Regions from separate parts of the Homo sapiens genome. Here all the other regions are linked to region 3. Evidence: chromatin contacts called from ENCODE Hi-C or POLR2A ChIA-PET data. All regions are on one chromosome and are shown on one strand. Each heading gives the region's core, a stretch centred on a gene start or an enhancer-like site at or near the end of the contact. The rest is flanking DNA. Distances are from core to core; before and after follow the strand shown. Region 1 overlaps MIR34AHG (MIR34A host gene). Region 2 holds the start of SPSB1 (splA/ryanodine receptor domain and SOCS box containing 1). Region 3 holds the start of PIK3CD-AS1 (PIK3CD antisense RNA 1).

The links. A loop is a pair of places that touch in the nucleus more often than their neighbours do. ChIA-PET counts read pairs that join two places held with the same protein, here RNA polymerase II (POLR2A). Pooled maps may share reads with other maps.
Region 1: a loop to region 3 is called in a pooled map, with 5 times the contacts of the local background. The contact joins the enhancer-like site here to the promoter of PIK3CD-AS1 in region 3. A Hi-C loop is called at or near these places in 1 of 37 single-sample maps with no recorded cell type and 2 of 50 pooled maps. POLR2A ChIA-PET finds 5 or more read pairs at or near these places in 1 of 52 experiments (activated naive CD4-positive, alpha-beta T cell).
Region 2: a pooled map shows a loop between it and region 3 (7-fold over the local background). The contact joins the promoter of SPSB1 here to the promoter of PIK3CD-AS1 in region 3. A Hi-C loop is called at or near these places in 4 of 50 pooled maps. POLR2A ChIA-PET finds 5 or more read pairs at or near these places in 2 of 52 experiments (B cell and activated CD4-positive, alpha-beta T cell).

The regions. Positions count from the first base shown.
Region 1 is chr1:9,161,305-9,165,347 of GRCh38, reverse strand. All of the region lies in intron 1 of MIR34AHG (MIR34A host gene), which reads left to right. Among named protein-coding and RNA genes, the nearest start is that of MIR34A, 12 kb to the right of the region's middle. RefSeq lists silencers at 534-583, 2,354-2,423, 2,574-2,643 and an enhancer at 1,094-1,423. Within about 2 kb of position 2,293, at least 31 of the 41 ENCODE cell types and tissues checked have a DNase peak (open chromatin) inside an H3K27ac peak, as active enhancers do.
Region 2 is chr1:9,290,598-9,294,527 of GRCh38, reverse strand. SPSB1 (splA/ryanodine receptor domain and SOCS box containing 1) reads right to left here and starts at 1,634. Exons shown (of 3, transcript NM_025106.4): 1 at 1,457-1,634. RefSeq lists silencers at 700-989, 1,530-1,599, 1,670-1,749, 1,800-1,969.
Region 3 is chr1:9,653,095-9,657,002 of GRCh38, reverse strand. PIK3CD-AS1 (PIK3CD antisense RNA 1) reads left to right here and starts at 2,417. Exons shown (of 2, transcript NR_027045.1): 1 at 2,417-2,805; 2 at 2,960-3,908. The region is part of intron 1 of PIK3CD (phosphatidylinositol-4,5-bisphosphate 3-kinase catalytic subunit delta); the gene reads right to left. RefSeq lists an enhancer at 3,030-3,079.

The sequences.
Region 1 (4,043 bases), core at 1,044-3,543, 490 kb after region 3:
CACCTCTGCCCAGCTCTGGACTCTGGGGTCTCCCCAGATGAATGCACGGCTCCCTCTCCCCCAGGCCCTCATCGGGGACAGGTGGCCTCTGCATGTTCCACTGGTCTGGCAGGTCAAGAACTCAGATTGTTTTAACAGTGGGTGAGGCTTTTATGTATTCAGGTGAGACAACGAATGTGAAAGCTCATTGTCACCTGTAAAGCACCTACCAGTCTGCTGTGACGATGACGGGATGATGAGAACTGTCATCGCTCCTTCTCATTCCTGTGGCTTTACTGTGGGACCTTGAGAGCCAGAGCAGCAGGGGGGAGGTTCTGAGGGTCTAGAAGCCTCGGCAAGGGGCTGTTGCAGCCAGGGGCAGTCAGGCAGGGTCACCCATGCAGGGGCAGCCAAGTGGCTTGCCCAAGCTGGGGTCTATGCCTAGAGGACCCTCCAAAGATGCTGACCCCCTGAAGCCTGGCATCACCCAGGGAGGAGCTGTCACCACCATGGCCCTCTGGGCTACTAAAAACAACCTTTTGCCCAGGACTTGCAAGGAAGAGAGAGAGAGTTCTCGGTGGATGAGAACAGTTTTTCAGTGGCAGTGCTACAGACATTTGGGGCCAGATGATTTTTTGTGGTGGGGGCTGCCCTGTGCACTGTAGGATGTTTAGCGGCATTCCTGGCTTCTACCCACTAGAAGCCAGGAGCACTCCCTACCCTTCAATTGTGATAATCAAAAACGTCTGGGTTTTTTTCTTCTTTTTTTTTTTGAGACAGAGTCTTGCTCTGTCACCCAGGCTGGAGTGCAGTGATGCGATCTTGGCTCACTGCAACCTCCACCTCCCAGTCTCAAGTGATTCTCCTGCTTCAGCCTCCCAAGTAGTTGGGATTACAGGTGTGTGCCACCATGCCCAGTTAAGTTTTGCATTTTTAGTGGAGATAGGGTCTTGTCATGTTGGCCAGGCTGGTCTCGAACTCCTGACCTCAAGTGATCTGCCCGCCTCGGCCTCCCAAAGTGCTGGGATTACAGGCATGAGCCACCACACCCGGCCCCAAAAATGTCTTTAGATATTGCCAAATGTCCCCTGGGTGACAAAATCATCCCCCAAACTGCTGGATTAGAGGCTTTGGAAATGGATTTTCTGTGACCACTGCTTCACCATTGTAAGCTGCCTCTCATTTGGGTGCAGTTTTCTTTGTTCCTTTTCCAAAAAGCTGACCTCATCGGGCCCATTTGTTTGTTTCGTTGACTCACCCAGTCTAACCGCAAGCAGCCTTCCTCCTCTGGGGGATCCCAAATGACTTATCATGGGACTTTGTATGTAAATTTCAAAGATTATTTTCTACTAAATCAGAGGCAGAAATCCTCAACTTCTTTTTTAGCAGCCTTGGTAAATACTTCCTTAGAGTGTTTAAGGGGCGTGCCGCACTCCTGCTGGTGGTCTGATTGTGAACACCTTTGCTGTTCAGTTCCCTGAAATCGCCAAATATTTCCCTCTCCTTTGGGTCTCAGCCCAGTGACTAGCGGATGATCTAAGGGCCAGGGCGGTCTGAGTTGGCTAGTGCACCGGGGATTTTCTTAAGGCCTTTGACCCGGGGACTGGTGTGGGAGGAAGGCAAAGGCCTGGTTGTTTATGAGCAAGGAGGAGTCAGGTCCGAGGATGGAGCCCTTCGGGGTCACTGCCCTGGGCCCTGCCCCTCTCCTGCACATCAGGCCCCTTGGACAAGGCCCGTGTGTTTGCAGGACCCTCTTGGGGCAGCAGAGCAAGGGCTGGCTTTGAGAGAGAGCCTCACTTTTTTGTTTTTTTTTTTTTTTTTTTTTTTAAGTAGAGACGGGGTTTCTCCATGTTGGTCAGGCCAGTCTTGAACTCCTCACCTCAGGTGATCTGCCCTCCTCGGCCTCCCAAAGTGCTGGGATTACAGGCGTGAGCGACCGCGCTCGGCCAGGGCTTCACTTTCAAGCTCAGTGCTGCTCTGAGGGGTGGACACAGCCCTGATGTCAGTAGCTGAAGACCTGCCTGGCCACACTCAGCAGCAGTTAGCCTTCTCCTCCCGCGCCCCGTGAACAAGGCTGTACCCTGGGAGGTTGGGCTCTGTCTGAATTCCATCACAGGTCCTCTCCTGGGCCTTGCCCTGCTTTGTTGCCTCCTTAGGAGGATGTCTTCTGGTTTCCTAGGAAGGGCTTTATATCTTAACATCCACCCTGCATTCAAAACCCAAGTTATCAAGACCACAGGGCACCACAACCCTCCTCTTGGCCTTGCGGTTTCTATTCTTCAGTGACTCCCAGAGGTTTGGCTTGATTGGCAGCTTAGAAGCACATGATTGAACTTGAGCAGTGGTTGAAACTCAGAGTCAGATGCCTGACCCGCCCCAATCCCAGGCACAGAGTCTGACCTCACACCCAGGCTGTGCTGTGTACTCAGTTGTTCAGTATCGACTTGAGCTTGACGGGCATCAGGGGCCAGGGAGTGAAAGGGAAGAGAAGCCAAATCTGGCTGCTAAGGGCTCTCAGTCCTGGAGGGCAGGAAAATAGTGGCCTTGCCGCTAGACCTGATGCCACCTGCCCCTCCAGCTGTACCCCCTCAACACCTTGGGTAATACCTCAAGCCCCACGTCCTCTTCCAAGCCAGATAGGACCCCAAGTGCTGGGTGATCCTTATTGAAGGGTAGGGACAGGAGGGACCCGTGGGATTGTGTGTGCTCAGAGCGGAGTTCAGGGGCACCTGAGGGCAAACTGTCTCTTTGCTCCCAGGGCTGTCCTCCGTGCCTTTACCTGTGCTGGGCCCTGGCAGAGCTCTGAGTCTTCTGGATTCCAGCGTCCATAGTAGCTAGTCTGTCCACTGCTGGAGAAAAGCTGCTTTCCCAAAATAGCCACCCAGGGGGAAAGAGCAGCCCTGGAATTTGACCCTGACGATCACCGTGACGGGGCTGCTGGCCCCACCTGGCCTGACCTCCACGACATCACGGAAGGACTGTTGGTTAGTTGTGGGGGCCAGGATTTTTCCTCTGTCCCCCTCCCCTCTTCTTCTTCCCTTTCTTCTTTCTCTCTGCCAGCTTCAGGTTTGAAATTCCAGTGACACCGAGGGAGATGCTCCAGTGCCTGTCCGGCTGGGGGGCAGGTCACATGGTGGGAGCAGAGAGGGGAGGGCACTTGTGCGCCTGCACCTCTTGGCAGGTGAATGCACACCTATGGAGGGGCCTGGGTGCTGGCAGCGAGCCCCGCTCCCTGCGGCTGTGCCAGGCCCAGAGGCGGCAGCGAGCCCAACAGGTCAGACAGGTGGAGCCAGGCTGGGGAAGCTGCAGGACCAGAGCTGACATCCGATCAATCCAAGGTCCTTCTTTGGCCCACAGAGCAGGTAACCCACCCTTTTCTTTCTTTTTTTTTTTTCTTTCTTTCTTTTTTTTTCTGGTTTAATTCACTGACAACTTTAGGGAACATTTACAACCCGAGAAAAAGGCCATTGAGATTGGGGGGCAATCGCGAATTGTTTGGAGAGGGATTTGTGGTGTTTTGTGTGGAGGAAATTTGGCCTCGGCATTAGAAAAGCATTTCTAATTTTCAGGTCTTTGATTCTGAAAGCAGATTTCTTATGGAGCCTGGGTGCTGGGTGGCATATTGGGGAGGCAAAGCCCAGAAGCCATGAGGGTTTTCCTGTGACTGCTGATGGAACACCGTGGGAGGCTGTAGTTTGGTGGCCTGTTTGCCTCCATAAGGAGGGGTTGGGGCAGAGACAGGGTGGTCGGGGGACTGCTCCGCGACAGGACTTGGCTGTATGGGGGAAGCTCTCCCAGTTCCTATCAGAGAAACACGTGGAGGGCTGGACTCCCTCCAAAATTCAAATTTATGCTACAGGCCCTTACTGGGGCTGGATTTTACTTGGAGATTGTTTGGAGTTTTGAAATCACCTCTCCTGGTAAGAAGACTCGGTCTCCTGTGTTCTTGCCCCCTCTGTATCTTGGCCAGTGATGGTTCCCTTAGACAAATTGATGGGGGATTTCTGGCCTGAGGACAGGAAGAAAAGGAGCCCAGGTCTGTTTCAGTGAAGAACAAGCCCAGG
Region 2 (3,930 bases), core at 385-2,884, 360 kb after region 3:
AAGAGCCTGCGCTCTCCTCGGGGGCACCAGCAGGGCTTGCCTAGTGGGGTGTCTGTGGCCCAGCATGCCCGGCTATCCAGAACCAAGTAAAGAAATCACCATGAGGAGCAGTACCTAGGAACCAGAGGGCCCCCTGGATGGTCCCCACACACACTCACAGAGAAACACACACAAAGACACACAGACACACACTTGGAGACACACAGACACTCACACATACACAGACGCACTCAGAGACACAGACACAGAGACAGACACAGAGACACGTGTGGACACACAAAGAGACACAAAGACACACACACGCAAAGACACACACAGACACAAAGACACAGAGACACACATTTGCAGAGACAGACACTCAGAGACACAAACTTGCAGAGACACACACCCAAAGACACATACACACTCACACACAGACACACACAAAGACACACAGACATACACAGAGAGGCACACACAAATACACAAAGACGCACTCAGACACACACACACACACACAGTCACTTAGAGTCTCAGGCACACATTGACAGACACACAGACTCACACACACACTCAGAGGCACATAAATACACAGATGCACTTAGAGACACACTCACACACACACCCACATGAACACACAGACACACTCATACGCAGGCACATATTCACAAGGACATGCACAAACACACACGCAGATGCACTCTCAGAGACACCCGCTCTTCCTGCAGACCCGCACCCTCCTCTCGGGGCCGTCCCGTCCTCACCGGAACCTGGACGCCACCGAGCCCAGTACACGCCCGGGGACGGTGACCCATCCGCGGTTCCTCCCGCGGGCCCAGGCCGCCCTTGTTTTTCTGATTTAATCGATTTCCTGACAACCCTCCGGCTCTCCCTCCGCTGCTGGGAGAAGCCGCGGCGGCTCCGGGGCGGCGGGGAGGGCGGCGCTCGGGTGTCCCCGGCAGGCTCCCTGGGGGAGGCGCTGCGGGAGGGTGGGGGCGCCCCGACGGGGGACCGGGCCGCGCCGCCAATCCCGACTCGGACTGGCGGGAAAAGCGAAACTAACTCAGCCGAGCGGGGTCCCGCTTTCCCCGGGCTAAAGGGGGGACGGGTCGGCGGCCCCGGAGCGCCCCAGCCCCTCCTCGGGACCGCAACTCGTTGCGACGGTCCCCGCGCCCCGAGACCCCCGCCGCGCCTCGCCCCGGGACCCCCTGCCCTGCAGCGGCGGCAGCGCGGGGCGGGCCTGGGCCCCTCTCCCAGGAGCCGCGGCGAGGGAGGCGCCCCCGGAGCCACCGCGGGAGGGGCCGCGCCCCGAGTCCCCATCCCGTACTCCACCCGCTCCCCCGCGCCCGGCCCCGCGCCACCCACTCGGTCCCCCAGCGGCGCGATCCCCGCGTCCGCCCTCGCCCGGCCCCCCGCGCCTCCCCCTCCCGGGCCGGTCGCCCACCCATCGGGGTCCCAGGTGCCCCGCGCCGCCTACCGCGCCCGGGGTGCCGCCGCCGCCGCTGCTCTCCAAGGCCGAGGAGGCTCGGGCGCCCGGGCCGCGCCCGCCGCAGGGAGCGAAGTCGCCTCCTCCCCGCGGCCCCGGCCCCGGCGCCGGCGCCTGGAGCCTGGTTCCTGCTGCGAGCGCGCAGGCTGCCCGAGCGCGACTTCTGTGCGGAGGAGAAAAAGCAACCGACGGCTTTAAAGTGAAAAAAAAGAGAAAAGCGCCGGTGGGCGGGGCCGTCCCTGCCCCGCCCCGCCCCGCCCCGCCCCCGACCTCGGGCGCACGGACCACTCAGCACTGCAGGGAAGGCCGGGGGCGCGGGGCGCGGGGCGCGGGGCGCGTCAGCCCGGCGCTGGTTCGGCCGCCCCCTCCGCCCCCTTAGTCCGCAGCCCTCTCCCGAGCCGCCGCCCTGGTGTTGCCGGCCCGAAGCTCGGGTCCCTCCGGAGGCGTCTTTGGGAAACGCGTGGCGCAGGGCCTGGGTTGCAGCCGTGGGAGGCTGGAGTGGGGGCGGGGGTCTTACGAGAAGGAGAAATCTTCGCGGAGAGTGGGGTTGTCCCAGGAACCCCGAGCAAGGCCTCGCCGGCCTCCTCTGAAGTGCCCAGCGGGGACGAGTGGGCAGCCGCCGGGGGTCCAGGGAGCCTCCTGCAGCGCTGTTTCGGCCGCTCGCGTTTCGGTGCCCACGGGGACGGGGGCCTCGGACCTCGAGACCCTGAGGGCGCGGGCACCTGGCATCCGCAGGGCTGCTCCCTGAACAGGTCCCAGCCTCTGGGGACTTGTCCTGTGGCTCTAGCTCGTTCAAGGAATTTTCCTCCCCCTTCCCCGAACAGAGCAGTCACTTGGGACTGGGAAGATTTTAAAGACTTTGCTGTTTTGAGAGCAAAATCTCCTGGCATTCCCCACCCCTCGCTGTGTAGTGTCCATTGAAAACGGTGAGGAGTTAGCCTTTCTGGGGGAGCCGAAACAAATAGCGGGGCTTCCGTAGTTACTGTGTCTTTACCATAACCCAGTACAGTGAGGGTGGGACTAATGACACACTCACTGTAAAGGCGAGGAAACAGTGCCTGGCCCGAGGCCAGCTGTCCAGAGCTTGGAACCCAATTGAACTGTGAGATTACAAAGTTTGATGTCTCTCATTTTACGGTGCTGAAAATCAGTTTGGTTTAGCTTTGTTTGAACTCAGAATAGGATTACGGAGACTCAACCAACTGCCCTGGGCTGGGCGGGCCTGAGTGGGCATTCTGACTTTCCAGGTGCCAGCGGTTTAGGAATGTTGAACCCAGACTAGTCAGGTGGGCAGCCATGGCCAGCAGCTTAGGGGTGCTTCCCATTTAAAAGATCACTTGAGGCTGGAGGTGGTGGCTCTCACGCCCTTAATCCCCACACTTTGGGTGGCTGAGGCAGGCAGATCACTTAAGCCCAGGAGTTCAAGAGCAGCCCGGGCAACAGAGCAAGACACAGACTCTGCACAAAAATTAAATAATAATAATAATAATTGGCCGGGCATGATGGCTCACACCTGTAATCCCAGCGCTTTGGGAGGCTGAGGCAGGTGGATCACCTGAGGTCAGAAGTTCAGGACCAGGCTGGGCTTGGTGGCTCACACCTGTAATCCCAGCACTTTGGGAGGTCGAGGCGGGCGGATCACGAGGTCAGGAGATGGAGACCATCCTGGCTAACACGATGAAACCCGTCACTACTACAAATATAAAAAATTAGCCAGGCGTGGTGGCGGGCATCTGTAAGTCCCAGCTACTTGGGAGGCTGAGGCAGGAGAATGGTGTGAACCCGGGAGGCAGAGATTGCAGTGAGCCGAGATTGCGCCACTGCACTCCAGCCCAGGTGACAGAGCGAGACTCCGTCTCACAAAAAAAAAAAAAAAAAAAAAAAAAGAAGTTCAGGACCAGCCTGGCCAACATGGCAACACTCCATCTCTACTGAAAATGCAAAAATTAGCTGGGTGTGGTGGTACGTGCCTGCGATCCCAGCTACTCGGGAGGCTGAGGCAGGAGAATCTCTTGAACCCAGGAGGCAGAGGTTGCAGTGAGCCGACATCGCACCACTGCACTCCAGCCTGGGCAACAGAGCGAGACTCCATCTCAAAAAAAAAGAAAAAAAAGGTAATAATAATTTTAAAAGAGCATATGACCCCCTCCAGCCACTCTGCAGTTTGAGAACTGTTGTTTACTTGGGAGACTGGTGAGAGCCTCTGGGACAGGCCCATGGGGTGCAGCCCACGTCAGTCATTGCTGAAAATCACAGCTGCCTCTGATGGGTTCATTTCTCCTTGGGAGAGTAGCCCTGTTTGGTGGATTATTCACTGTGTGTGTGGCATCTACCAGACACTGGCATCTCATGGGGCTGGTGCTACGGCCACGTGGCCTGGGGCCATGGTGTTGTCAGCTTTGCTAAGAGGAACTCCACCAAGCCTCACCTCTTAACATCTGGGAAGCTTCCAGGGCAGACTGGGG
Region 3 (3,908 bases), core at 1,168-3,667:
ATTTTTAACTTCTGGCCTCCAGAACTGTGAGAGAATACATTTTTTTTTTTTTTTTTTTTTGAGATGGAGTCTCGCTCTGTCACCCAGGCTGGAGTGCAGTGGCACAATCTCAGCTCACTACAACCTCTGCCTCCTGGGTTCAAGTAATTCTCCTGTCTCAGCCTCCCGAATAGCTGGGACTACAGGCACGTGCCACCACGCCTGGCTAATTTTTGAATTTTTAGTAGAGACGGGGCTTCACCATGTTGGCCAGGCTGGTCTTGAACTCCTGACCTCAGGTGATCCACCCGCCTCAGCCTCCCAAAGTGCTGGGATTACAGGCGTGAGCTATCACACCCGGCCCATTGCTGTTGTTTTCTTTTAGTGACAGGATCTCGCAATGTTGCCCAAGTTGTAGTGCCATGGCTACTCACAGGCTCAATCATGGCTCACTGCAGCCTCAAACTCCTGGGCACAAGTGATCCTCCCACCTCAGCCTCCCAAGTAGCTGAAACTATAAGCATGCACGTTTCTGTTTTAAGCCACAAAGTTTGAGGTCATTTGTTACAGCAACCACAGGAGGTTAACACTGGTTGAGCATCCCAAATCTGAAATCTACAACGTTCCAAAATCCAAAATTTTTGAGTGCCATCATGATCAAATACAAAGCTCCTTGGAGCATTTCAGATGTCAGATATTTGGATTTGGAATGGTCAGTTGGTAAGCATATAATGCAAATATTCCAAAATCCAAACTCCACCCCATTTCTGGTCCCAAGCATTTTGGATAAGGGATACTTAACCCGTACAGCATCCCTCCAGGACCAAAAATCCCAAATAGGTCTATCCCTTTCTGCATCTCCTCCTCCCCCACCCTACTCCTGGCACCGCCCACTCTTCCGGCATTTTCTCTAAGTGGAAGCAATTTCCCCCAATATGAGTGAAACAGAAGCCAACCGAAATACCACTTTGGAAATGCCACACCCTTCACTCTGATCACTCCCCCTGTGCTCAGAATGTAATAGGAAGGCCGCGCATGGTGGCTCACGCCTTTAATCCTAGCGCTCTGGGAGGCCAAGGTGGGCAGATCACCTAAGGTCAGGAGTTCGAGACCAGCCTGGCCAACATGGCAAAACACCGTCACTGCTAAAAATACTAAAAATAGCTGGCCATAGTGGCGCACATCTGTAATTCCAGCTACTCAGGAGGCTGAGGTGGGAGAATCGCTTGAACCTGGAGGCAGAGGTTGCAGTGGGCCGAGATCACACCATTGCACTCCAGCCTGGGCGACAAAGCGAGACTCCGTCTCAAAAAAAAAAAAAAAAAAGAAGAAAAAAGAAAGAAAGTAATAGGAAAAGGGACCCATTTCCAGGAGCCCTGACCCTTATCCGAGGTGGTAAGGTTGTGACTTCTGGGGAGGGAGGGGAGTTTCACGCATATCCAGCCAGTGCAGCTGGAAGGGGAACTTTCACAGGCCCTAGGGACTGTGCTGGCCCTCAGGGAGGGGAGAATGGCCGTTATTTTGGTAGGACCCACAGCAAGTCACAGTGTTTAGCTGCAATAAAAAAGGGGGGGGGGCGGGGGGTTCCTGGGTTTTTTATTTTTTCCATCTTGAAACTGGCAGCATTTCTGCTATGATTGCCGGGGATTTCCACCAACCAAACTAAAGACAACTCAGTCTTAGCGTTAACTGTAGGGAGAGAGGTGGCGTTTTGCCACCTTCGCTATTTATGAAACACTGTCACCGGTACCAAGATGACAATATTTTCCTCCCTTTCAAACAAGCCAGGCTCTGCCATCCTCCAGTGGATAGGGCCCTTCCTTGTCTCCTCCATCCCGGGGTACTGCTTCTAGACCATCTTCTCTAACAGCTTTGCTGAAAAACACACTTGTCCCCTGGGGAGTAGCTGAAGCCACCCTCCTGGCTGAAAGAGCTTTTTTTTCTTTTTTTTTTTTTTGAAATGTAGTCTCACTCTGTTGCCCAGGCTGGAGTGCAGTGGCACAATCTCAGCACACTGCAACCTCCACCTCCCGGATTGAAGCGATTCTCCTGCCTCCACCTCCCAAGTAGCTGGGATTACAGGTGCTCATCACCACGCCCAGCTAATTTTTTTTTTTTGCATTTTTCGTAGAGACAGATATTCACCATGTTGGCCAAGATGGTCTTGAACTCCTGACCTCAAGTGATCCGCCCACCTCGGCCTCCCAAAGTGCTGGAATTACAGGCGTGAGCCACCGCGCCCAGCCTGAAAGAGCCTTCTGAAGGTCCCACGTTAAGGAAACATTTGCTGGGGCCCCAAACCCCACCATCAGGCCCACACCGGCAGCTGGCCTCAGGGAGGGCGGGAACTGCTCTCTACACAAAAATGGTTTTGAAAATAACCCAGCCAAAGGGGAATTGCTTCATCCGTTGCACATTCACTTCTCCCTTTCACTGTGCAATTTAAGTAAAACAAGATGAAGCAGGAACCGACTCTCACCATCCCCACTCCCACCTCCATGAATTCCATCGGACAGTTGTGCGAAAGCGGGCTGGCTTTCGCACAACCATTGGTGGACTGTCTGTCCTGTAAGCCCCCCAGGGGCTGATGCCCTCCCAGTCTGCCTGCCCTGTTCTTAGCACAGCCCCTGGCACCCCGTGTGATCTCAGGAAACACTTGCTAAACATGGTATCGGAGGAGAAACGGAGCCCACAGCTTAGTGCAAAGACCTGGCGGCGTGGACTGAGGCTGCAGAAACGCAGAAACGCGCTTTTCCTGCCAGAAGGGGACATCTGCGTGGTCGGGAGTACCTCTGGGGCACGTGCCCTAATTCCAGAAACATCTAAGTGAGTAGTGTGGCCAATGTAGTCTGTTTCTGAACAGGGGCTGAAGGGCGGGGGAAGTGGGGCTCAGAAGGAGGCTAGCTTAGTTGTCTCTGGAGCAGGCAACTGGGTTGTTGTATTATGTTTCTCAGAGATGGGCTCTTGCTCTGTCACCCAGGCTGGAGCGCAGTGGCACTGTAATAGCTTACTGCAACCTTGAACTCCTGGCTTCAAGTGATCCTCCCGTCTGGGCCTCCCAAAGCACTGGGATGACAGGTATGAGCTACCGCTCTCAGCCACAACTGGGTTTTAAGAGCACTCCTCCAGCCCACTCCAGTGTCTTCCATCATTCTGTGAAAGCACCAAAAGAGGACCAAGCCCAGGAAGCCGCCAGCAGGCCTCTCACCAGCCAAGATGGCTGGAATCCTAATATCAAGAAATGAAACTCCAGCAGGCCATGGAAATGCTAAGGGGTTGGCATTTCTGCTCTAGAGAGAGCCAAAGAGAAAGCTCTATTTATATCTCCTTGCGTTTGGTCGCAGCCTCATCAACCAAAAGAACCTTCCGCCCCACTCAACACATCAATCAAATTGGGGAGGGGGTGTGAACAGCAGCAGCGGGTGTTACAGAGGAGTCTCAAGGGTATCTTAGAGGGTGCCTCTCTGAACAGTCGTCCCCTCCAAATCCCCCCCAAGAGAATTACTAGGACATTCTCCTTCCCCCGCAAGCAACGGCACCCCCAGATGATTAAACGCGCTGGCGTCGGAAAGAGCTGGGATCCTGGAGAAACTACTTGTAAACTGTGTGGGTTGGTGAGTTATTTAACTTTTCTGAGCCTTCGTTTCCTTAACTGTAAAATGAAGACAACACCACTCAGCTCCTACAGTTGTCCAGCTGAAATCACCTAGGTAAGAACGACCAGTTCTTTGGGGAGTAATGTCCCGATGGTACCATTCAATTGTCAAGAACACCAAGGCACCGTCAGGCACCCGGGCGGTATCCCACTCTCCTGGAAGAGAGCAGGGGGTTAGCCCTTGGTTTCAAAGTCCCTAGGGAGCAGTAAACCTTCCCCTCCGAGAGCCCTGAGAGAGGAATAATTGCCCCTTCCCACTCCAACCCACGGCACA